Regions from separate parts of the Homo sapiens genome. Here region 1 is linked to region 2. A link is an interaction called in ENCODE POLR2A ChIA-PET data of the cell type or tissue named here. Cell type or tissue: CD4-positive, alpha-beta T cell. All regions are shown on one strand. Each heading gives the region's core, and the rest is flanking DNA. Links, peaks and the distances in the headings are about the cores only. Region 1 has its middle 61 kb from the start of OR4E1. Region 2 has its middle 32 kb from the start of TRD-AS1.

What was found. Peaks named below come from ENCODE experiments on the same cell type or tissue, not always from the same donor. Only the 100,000 strongest peaks of a DNase experiment are listed, where the experiment ranks them.
Region 1: POLR2A ChIA-PET joins it to region 2 with 5 read pairs; 3 of 35 experiments call an interaction of 5 or more read pairs at or near these places.

What each region holds. Positions count from the first base shown.
Region 1 is chr14:21,731,728-21,737,108 of GRCh38, reverse strand. It overlaps TRA and TRAV4. Among named protein-coding and RNA genes, the nearest start is that of OR4E1, 61 kb to the right of the region's middle. In CD4-positive, alpha-beta T cell, for the core only: CTCF peaks have their summits at 2,216 and 2,416 (motif pointing left); DNase peaks (open chromatin) are centred at 1,008 and 2,438; H3K4me3 peaks cover 1,600 bases; H3K27me3 peaks cover 878 bases.
Region 2 is chr14:22,512,566-22,517,946 of GRCh38, reverse strand. It overlaps TRA, TRAJ30, TRAJ29, TRAJ28 and TRAJ27. Among named protein-coding and RNA genes, the nearest start is that of TRD-AS1, 32 kb to the right of the region's middle. RefSeq lists an enhancer at 31-140. In CD4-positive, alpha-beta T cell, for the core only: no CTCF peak of the experiment used is centred there; a DNase peak (open chromatin) is centred at 2,354; H3K4me3 peaks cover 5,000 bases; H3K27ac peaks cover 4,895 bases.

The DNA of each region.
Region 1 (5,381 bases), core at 216-5,215, 780 kb after region 2:
ACATAAATTTGCTAATACCTTTTGAAAATAAAAATTTTAGAAAGCACTTTTGGACTTCTTTCTAGGCTGTGACTCCCACCCCACAGAGGAAAACGGCACAGGTGCAGGCCCATCTGTCTCACTGTGTGTCACCCACGAGGCAGTAGTACACAGCAGTGTCGCTCAGGGAAACCCGGGGCAGGCTCAGAGTGCTGGACTTTCTGTCGGCAGGGATAAACAGGGAGGCCACTTCGTTTGTAACTTTTGTCTTGTATCCTTGAATAATAAATCGTGGTCCTTGGCTGGGAAACTGTTGGTACCACGTGATATAATCATTTGTAGCAATGTTGTTGTGGCTACAGGTTATGTTCACTTCTTGTCCTTCATATGAGTCCATGGAGATGGGCTGGGTGGTCTTAGCAAGGCTCAAAGTACCTATGGGAGTAAAACACAATCCTAGCCCCTATCCTGAAAGCAAGGTAAGTTAGACGGTCCCACTCAGTAGCCCCACGGTTCCCTCTCACAGTCAAATCCATCCCCACGCTCTACTTCCCTGCCATATACATGTACATACAATTTACTTCTCATTTATGTTTCAGTACAAAAATATTTATCCCAGGCATACACAGAAGTGTCAGGTTTACTATCTCCCTCCCATGGATAGACCCTAGGGATTAGAAACCCCGAAAATCTTTGCTGCCCTGAGACACATCTCACATAAATGCTCAGGAGCTGCCTGGAGAAAAATGGAACCCTGAAGCTATCCCTCTACATCTTGGATAAAGAGCAACTGCTAGCAGGCAAAGTTCCAGATTCCTTTCCAGCATCATCAGGCCCAGATCCCATTCCTCTTCATCCCAAAATAACTCACTCAGGGTCAGGAACACGATCACTCTCGCCACTTGCCTCATATTCTAGGTGCAAACTAGGACCCAGGTTCTAGGCTCTTTTGCTGTGTCTGAGCTGCAATGAGCCCAGCAGCAACTGCCAGGGCCCACACCAGCAGCTGTCACTCAGGCTGCCCCAGTACAGCAGCCAATAGCAGGGCAGCAGCTCCTCAGAGCAGGGCTCCCCTCAAAGTTCAGCTAAAGCCCCAAGAAGAGTAGGGAGTGAAAACTGCTGGTACTGAAGCACAGCAGCCTGAATTTCATTTTAGATCTTTGCAGAGGTCTAATCCCTTAAAGATTTGGTCCAAATGAGGCAAAGCTATGAGAAGGTAGATTACATTGGGCTCCTATTCCCCATTACATTACTTTCCACAGCCCGAGAGGGTGGTCATGTACTGTAGTCGGTCTGACACTCATGGACTCATTGACAGTCATGGTCTAAGTGTAACCTGCCTGACTTGTTACTTTATGCCCTGCAGTGCTCCACTGACCCCTATTTAGCCAAGAAGAAACAGGGATTCCTAATCCTATTCCAAGAAAGAGCAAATGAGGCAGTCTGGACTGGACATTCCATCTCCTGATTCCCTGGGATCATTTATAATCCCACTAAGTCCACAACTAATACCTTCTTCTCAGACCCTGTGTAACAGATATTAAACAGAGGAACAAACCTCTCATTAGTCCCTGCTGACCAGCTAGGATAGGACATTTGGTCTGGAATCACTCACTTAACCAAGGAGGAGGTAAGGTGAACAAGAAGAAAAGGCACAGGCTGTGTCAGACAGATCTAAATCTAAATCTCAACTCTGCCACCTTGTGACCTCAGGCAGCTCACTCCTCTGAGTCTTGGTTTCTTCATCTGTAAAATGGGAACAATAATATGTATTTCAGGGTTTCAATCTGTGGCACGTAGTCAACAGTAAATTATAGTTCCTTTCCCTTTCTTCTCATCTGATTCAGAGCGCAGAGTACCATGGCTAGTAGAAGGCAGTCGTGTAGGATTATATATCTAATTTTTTGTAGTTACTGTACACACTTCCTTCAGGAAATAATTAGTATAAATCCTATAACAGAAGCACAAAAACTGAAAAGAAAAATAAAGCCATTCAGGAAAAGAGCCGAAAGACACAGTAGTATTCATTGAATCCAAAAGACACAGTAGTACTCATTGAATCAGCCAAATGCTAGAAACAAAACCTGTTACATACTCACATTAATATGGAAAAGATAGTGGTATGTTGTTTGAGTTCTTTTCTCTTATAATATAGGAATGAAAAAAATCACTGGAAAATATTTGGGAGGTGCCTCTTCTAGGTCTAGAATTGCCGAAAGCATTCTGAATCAGCAATTTTTCCATTTTCCCATGCAAAAAAAAATCAGTGAGTGTTGATGGCTTCTAGTAACATTTTGACAGAGGAGCTATCACAGGTCATGAAATAAATAACCAGGCTTTCCTCAGTAACAAGTGAAGGAGCAAAGATGTTTTTATGAGGGACCTGAAGATACTAGAACACCTTGTACAGAAATGAAAATAAATGGGTTACCCTTTAAACGCAACTCGTTGCAACAGCGACCTCTTGTGGTAACTATACTCAGAAAAAATGTTTCACACAAGTCAGTAGGTCTCAGATCGGCACAATTTATGGAACGTCACATTTCTTTGTAAACGCAATAGCAGAGAGCTTGGTTTGGACTATGAAGTCTATTTTCAGTTATGGAAGAAAACACTGAGTGATAAGTTAGACACACTGAATTGAAACAATCCTTTGGATTTGATAGCTGTGAGATTTTGTTCAAATCACCATTTGAGAGGCACAATTTCTTCATCTCGGCAACAGAGATTATAAGGATTAAATGAACATAAGTAAGTTATTTCTAAACGAGAGTGTTCTATAAAAATACAAACTATGGGCCGGGCGCTGTGGCTCACGCCTGTAATCCCGGCACTTTGGGAGGCCGAGGCGGGCAGATCACGAGATCAGGAGATCGAGACCATCCTGGCTAACACGGTGAAACCCCGTCTCTACTAAAAATACAAAATTAGCTGGTCGTGGTGGTGGCACGCGCCTGTAGTCCCAGCTACTCGGGAGGCTGAGGCAGGAGAACCGCTTGAACCCGAGAGGCGGAGGTTGCAGTGAGCTGAGATGGCGCCACTGCACTCCAGGCTGGTTAACAGAGCCAGACTTTGTCTCAAAAAAAAAAAAAGAAATACAAACTATGTTTAATGCAGGAAATATCACCAAGCCAAAATGGTCTTCCTTTTTCAGGCCAAAAAACGGAACTTGAAGTTTCCGTGTTGCCACCTGTTACCTCACTTTGGAGAATATTACTGGATACCAGGCAACTGGAGGTAGAAACACTGGAAGTTTTTCTATCCCTCAGCCTATGGAATGAAAGTAATTACTGATGGTAGTGGTGTGTTGTGGGTTGAATTGTGTTTTCCTCCCACCCAAAAAATATATATGCATATTGGAGTTCAAATCCCTAGTACTTCAGAAGGTGACCTTATTTGGAAACAGTTTTTACAGGAAATCAAGTTAAAATGTGGTATTTGGGTGGGCTCGAATCCAAACTGGTGAACGATGACTGGTGTCCTTACAAAAAGGGGGAATATGGACACCGAAATGGACAAAAACAGAAGAAAAATTTGAAGAGGTACAGGGAGAAGATGGCCATCTACAAGCCAAGAACAGAGGCGTAGAACAGGTCCTTCCATCACAGCCCTCAGAAGGAAACAACCATGCCAACACCTTGATTTTGAACTCCTGTCCTCCAGAACTGTGAAACAATACATTTCTGTTGCTTAAGCCACCCAGTTTGTGGCCTCTTGTTACCACGGCCTTAGCAAACTAATATATGGTGCTAATAATTATATTATATATTATATGTTAAGTAGGTTGTGATGGTTGACTTTATGTGTCAACCTGGCTAGGCTAAAGGATACCCAGGTGGCTGGTAAAATGTTATTGTGGGGTGTGTCTGTGAGGGTGTTTTCAGAAAAGATTCACGTTTCAACTGGTAGACTGAGTAAAGACTACCCTAATCAATGCAGGTGGGCATCATCCGATTCACTGAGGGCCTGAATAGAACAAAAAGGCAGAGGAAGGACAACTTTTCTCTCTCTCCTTGAGCTGGGACATCCATCTTCCCTGCCCTCTAACATCAGTGCTTCTGATTCTTGAGCCTTTAGACTTGGACCAAGATTTATATATAACCAATAATTACACGTATATTCCAATAAATATACATATTCCAATAAATATTTATGTATAGATAGATAGATAGATAGATAGATAGATAGATAGATAGATAGATGATAGATAGATAGATAGACATCCTATTAGTTCTGCTTCTCTGGAGAACCTTAACTAATATATATATACTCCTTTGCAAAACATTTTTTGGTGTTCAAAAGTGTTTGGGTGAACACATAGGAGCATATCACATACATTAATGTTGTTTTTTATGTATATTGTAATAAAAAATTTAGACCATTGTTAAAGCAAATTTTAGAAAGTTCCTAAGGTTATGGAAGAAAACCACGCCCTATAGCAATAGCCAACTACAAGAGGGATATTTTAAATTCTTTTTAAGTGGGATTTTTTTTCTGGTTAGAAGAATAATGAATTCTAAATACAGAATTTGGAAAATATAGGAAAGTGTTTTAAAATCACGTGTAATACCATATCCCAGAAAAAAATCATTGATAATATTGAGGCATACCGCTTTTTAATCCTTTGTTTTTGCATGACTATTGTTAGCACAATTGAATTGTGTGCACATGAACACACACACATTTGCACATGCTGGAGGTTTTTTCAACTTAATATTCTTTTCCAAACTTTTTTTTTGTCAACAAGTATACATAAAAATCCAATTTTAATAGCCTCAACATAGTCCATGGTACAAATGTGCTATAACTTATTTACCAATTTCTTTAGTATTAGACATTTGGATTTTAGAAAGAATACTATCATAAAAACCTTTGTACATAAATCTTTGTCTAAACTTCCAATTATTTATTTAGACTAGCTTCTGCAAAGAGGATTTCCTGGATTCGTGTAAGAACATTTTAAGAGTCTTGGGAAGTATCCATTTATTCAATAAACAAATATTTGTGGAGCCCCTTTTACAGTCAGGCACTGAGGTAGACACTGGCCATTCAATGACAAGAAAGACCCAGTGGTCTAGTGAGAAGGAAGAGGATTTTAAAAGCAATGATAGTCCTCATGATAACAGCCATAGTAGGGAAAGCATAGAGTACTATAGCAACACAAGGAAGTGAAATGGTTTTGGTTGTAGGACTGCAGGAAGACTTCCCAGAAGGAGTGACACTCACCTAAACTAAAACCTAAGAGAAGAGGAAGAATGAGCATGATGAAGACTGAGCTGAATAGAAAGAGGCAGAAGGCACAGCATCTGGACAGGCTTGGAGCAAGAGAGTGGATGGCACTTGGGTAGATGATGGTCCTGTTGTTTGATATGAAAAACACAAAAGAAGGAGCAAATTTATCT
Region 2 (5,381 bases), core at 267-5,266:
CCTGTGGTCTGAATCCTGGTGGAGGTGGAGAGCCGAGCCCCTCCGTCTTCTGTTTAATGCTTCCTTTCCCAGATTTAGATGTGTGACTTAACTCCCACCTTGCCCTCAACCTCTTTTCTTTGAAATAAACTGCCTCATTTTGCCTCTGCAGACTTTACTGATCCTCTACCTCCAGGTTGGAGAGTTTCATTTAGTGGCTATTTTCAGGAGCCATATTTCTCATGAGCTTCACTACCCTGAAGAGGAGAAGGACAACCTTGGGATAGATCGCCCTTCCCATAAAGTTTCCATCTTCCCTCTGTCATTGCCCCTCCACATGGGGAGCCTGTCTTTTGGGAAGGGGCTCGGGACACCTTAAAGGAAATCATGCTGGGGTCATTTTGGTGATGGGGAAGTACAAGGTTTCAGTTCTGCAACCTTTGCCCTGCCATCCTGTGAACCGCATCCCTGCTCCAAGCGTGTGTGTGTAGCCTTGAGGATCCCAGCTATGCAGCTCTCTGCAGAAACCTCTCCCCTGCCTCTGACACTTGGATGATTTTGTATTTAAATTAGTCAGGATTCTTTGTATTTCCACTTTCAAATCCCAGGTGAAGAATTTCATAGAACAGGCTGACATTCTCCACCCTCCCCCCAATTCCAGCTCTGCTGCTGATGCACAACAGAACCTTGACAGAAGAGCCCCAGGGGCCAAACAAAGGCTCTGCTGTGGGTTAGAGATGATGTTTATCATTATTATTAATAGCGAGGGTTTAATGAGCTTTTTCTATGTTCTGAGCACTATGCTAACTACTTTAGCTGTATTATTTCATCTTTACGATGACTCAACGAGGTAGGAATATTTTTATCTTCATTTTGTGGATGGGGAAACTGAGGCTCAGAGAGATTAAGTAACTTGTTCAAGGTCACACAGCTAGGTAAGTAGTGGAGCAAGGACTTGAATTCAGGTTTTTCTGTTTCCAAAGCTTGTGCTATCCTGCTTAATCCATTATTACTTGAGCTCAAAATGTCCAGAGGGGACCCATGACACGTCAGAGGTGCTGCAGAGGTGGGCTTAGTGCTCAGCCTCATATTCTATGGCAGTTACTTGATTCTCAATCCAGATGTACAGAGTTCTAGTGGTTCTTTTCAAGTAGATATTTAAATCGCAGCAGGGAGATCAAACTTAGATATGAGAAGTACTTTCTGGCAATAAGGGTTGCCAAATTTTGGAATTAATTACAGAGAGATATTTCCCATCCTAGACCATCCGATATAGTGCAAGCACATCCTATATGGCCAGAGATCCTGCTGGGAAGCCTGGTCAGGGGTGGTGGAGAACCTTCCTGACAGCTCCATTGGCTCATTATTGTTTGTTTCTCTATTTCTTTCAAAATGTTGTATATGCTCCTGAGAAGCCCTTACCATGAGCTAGAGCAAGAGTCTGCATGTGGGCATGCGTGTGTGCATACATGCACTCATATCTCATTTTAAAGCAGGGAAGAGAACCAACTCTCTTTGGCCTGGGGAAAGAACATTAATAAAGAGCCCAACCAGATGCATAGGATTAAAGTCTTTTTCAAACTAATGGTTTGATTGATTGCCCCTGAAGGCCTAGGCAAAGAAGAACACAACTTACTTGGCTTCACAGTGAGCGTAGTCCCATCCCCAAAGGTTGATTTGCCTGCATTGGTGTTACACAGTCTTTAGTGCTATTGCAATAACCTTGACTCAGGCCTCTAGGAAGACAGGTGGAGGTTAGGGAGGAAAGCAGGAAAACAAAACCTGAGATGACTGCCCATGGCCAAAACAACCTCCTTATAATTAGGTTAGAACGTGGGAGGAATACTAATAAGTAGCAACTCCCCAGCCCAATTCTATTTGCCTTAATTTTCCTTGAAGGTATGGGCCTTGGCAGGAGCACCTCCTGGGAAATTCACTCAAAGTGGCTACTGCTCTGTCTCCTGGGATCCTGCCTTGTTTATATTCCTGCAGGCTCTTTGGCTATTTTCATCCAATTCCTGCCTTTTCCCTGCTACTTTCCTTGGACCTTTCTTTTCGTGGAGGTTCACATATTTTCACAGGGAGAGACTACATGGATATTAAATGTCCGAATACAATGCCCCAGGGAATATGTGCATTAATAACCTTGTTTTCCAACTGATATTACTAACCACCCAACACAAACCAAGCAAAGAAAACACCACCTGTGTTTTGACAGCTTCTGCATGATGGAAGACAGGCTTCTCGGGAAGAATAATTAGCCAGAAAGAAGAACTTACTTGGTATGACCGAGAGTTTGGTCCCCTTCCCGAAAGTGAGTTGGTAACTCCCAGCCCCAGAGTATGCACAGAGTTTCCTTGCTTTGCAAAAACCCCAGAGATGCTGAGAAAATCAGACCACTCACAGCATAGGAGCAGCTCTGACAAAAGCTCAGACTGTAACAACAACCAGACAATAGGCAAGAGAGAAGGGCATTACAGAGGCAGGCTATGGAACAGACCATTCCTCAGAGTCCTCCAGAGTCCTGGCTGGACTTTCAGAGGTCATCGAATCCATCCTCCTGTCCTCAGTCAGTGTGTTGTCTGACCAAAGACCTGTCTAGTTATTAAGAGCTCCTAGTTTTTATAAGGTTTTCCTTTGCTAACAGCTCTTACATCTAATCAACTGTTCCTTATATCTAATTGAAATCCTGCAAACTGCAGTCTGAGCCCTTTCCCTCTCAAGCTTTCCTGGTTGAAGATGGGATTTCACATAAACATATTCCACAGAGAAACTCATCACAACACACCAAGCTGGTTTCAGTGGTCACTTTTGGGGAGGAGGAAACTGATACTGAAGGAAGTGGCCAAGGTGAATGCTGGTTTTATCTGTAATTTTTTTTTTTTTTTTGAGATGGAGTCTCACTCTGTCACCCAGGCTGGAGTGCAGTGGCACGATCTCGGCTCATGGCAACCTCAACCTCCCGGGTTCAAGTGATTATCCTGCCTCAGCCTCCTGAGTAGCTGGGATTATAGGTGCCTGCCACCACGATTGACTACTTTTCGTATTTTTAGTAGAGATGGGATTTCATCATGTTGGCCAGACTGGTCTCAAACTCCTGACCTCAGGTGATTTGCCCACCTCAGCCTTCTAAAGTGCTGGGATTACAGGTGTGAGCCACCGTGCCTGGACTTTATCTGTAATTTGAATGGTTTACAATGAGAAATTTTAATGTATTACTTGGGCAAATCAAAATGAATAACAACATTAAATAGAAACCTGCAATGTATTTAAAAATGGCTTTTGGGGCTGGGCACGGTGGCTCACGCCTGTAATCCCAGCACTTTGGGAGGCTGAGGCGGGTGGATCACGAGGTCGGGAGATCGAGATCATCCTGGCCAACGCGGTGAAACCCTGTCTCTACTAAAAAAAAATACAAAAAATTAGCCGGACGTGGTGGTGAGCACCTGTAGTCCCAGCTACTAGGGAGGCTGAGGCAGGAGAATGGTGTGAACCCGGGAGGCGGAGCTTGCAGTGAGCCGAGATCGCACCACTGCACTCCAGCCTGGGCGACAGAGCGAGACTCTGTCTCAAAAAAAAAAAAAAAAAAAAAAGAAAAAGAAAAAAAAAAAAGGCTTATGGATCTCAGACAAGCCTTTTTGTGCTTCCCCCAGGCTAAGTAGTCTGGTTCTCTGCCCAGGGCTTTTGTCTCCTGGGATCAGAGGAGGAAACTGGGCCAGGATTACGGTCAGAACAAGCTGGAGGCAACTAGGCCAGGGTGCAATGCAGGGCCCAGATCTGTGTGCATTCATGACTGTCCAGTTGGCTTTCGAATTATAACAGAATAACCTGTAATTTTCCTGCGCAATGCTAATGACCCAGCTCCTTCCAAACCTTTCTTGGGGGCAAAAGCATTCTAGGTACACTGAAAAATAATTCAAGGGAAGAAGCCATTGCTGATCAAAATCAAGGATGGCTAGAAACACTTACTTGCAATCACAGAAAGTCTTGTGCCCTTTCCAAAGACAAGAGGTGTGTTTCCTGAATTCCCACAGTGATTTCCTCCATAACAAAAACCCTGAATGCCTGGCCTTGGTGGTTTTCCTGGAAGTTTCCTCTTGTTGGTCTTCTTCCCTGTTAGAACCATCTAGAAATCTCCCCACTTAACCATAGTTTTTGTTTTTCCTTAGCACGCATTTGCCCACTTCTCCCCCAATCTCTACAAAGTATGGTATAATTAAAATGTTTCTGCTTTGCCTGTCTACCCTGCTGATGAGCTTCCATACATGGAGTTGTAGCTCAGGGATGCATTTCTGAATTGCTTGCAGACTTCTAGCTTATTGTTAGCCTGTGAAAAACATTCCAAAGGAAATCCCTGTTTCTGACATCATGATGTACTCTTTGCTGTACTAGAAATAAAAAGGAGTGGTCACTTATCCTAAATAAAGAAAAAGATTTGGAAAATGGCATAGAGTGAGAAGGCTCAATGCAAGATGTTGCTCTTGCTGGCATACTCTCTTTGTTGTCTCTAAGATGAAAGTAGCTCTTTAAAAAGTCATCTCTCACTTATCCCTGGAACAAGGGAAATGAGAGATCCTGGGGCATCAAAGCCAGGAATCTCAGCAGAGGCCAAATAAAGAAAAATAAATCTTTTATGGAGGGTGGAAGGAGAGGGGTCATAGGTATGCTGGAGTCATTTCCAAAATCAATTTAGTTGGAGCCAAAAATCACGCTGGGCTTAACAATGAGTCCAAACAGAGGTTACCAGGGACAAGCCTGGGGGAAAAGACTGGAAAATAGGTTCTGGACAAAGTGTCACGATTCTTTTACTCTTCTTAATAAACAATAAAAAAATAATTTATATTTGGGTAGCAGAGGACTGGTAGCAACTTTTCCAGCCCTGGAGGGGAGAATTTGGTATTTGGCTCAGCTGTGGAAAGGCTGAGGACTGGACCTCTGCAAGAGAAGAGCCCAGGACCTACAGGCCACCCACATGTCTTAGAAACTTTCCTACTGAACACTCTCAGCAGTTTGAACTCAGTGGGAGTTAATGTCAGAAAATCACATAAACAGCACTTACTGGGGAGAATATGAAGTCGTGTCCCTTTTCCAAAGATGATCTTGTCATCTCTGTTCACACTGTGATTGGGACCATAACAAAAACTCCTAGTGACTTTTTTTTGGGGGACAGCTGCATATTTTTTGGTGGATATTTCAACCTCATGGGACTTAACAGATTCCTATATTGTCTCTTCTCCTGTAATAAACAGGCCTCATTATCAGCTCAGCCATCTTTCTCTGTGTCTTCTAGTTGTTCTGCTTGAATTTCATGCTGCTTATTGCAAATGTGCGAGAGGAAGTTGAATGACCTCATTTGACACTGAGAGTGAATTATAAAGCCAACAATACAACAAACTCCTTTC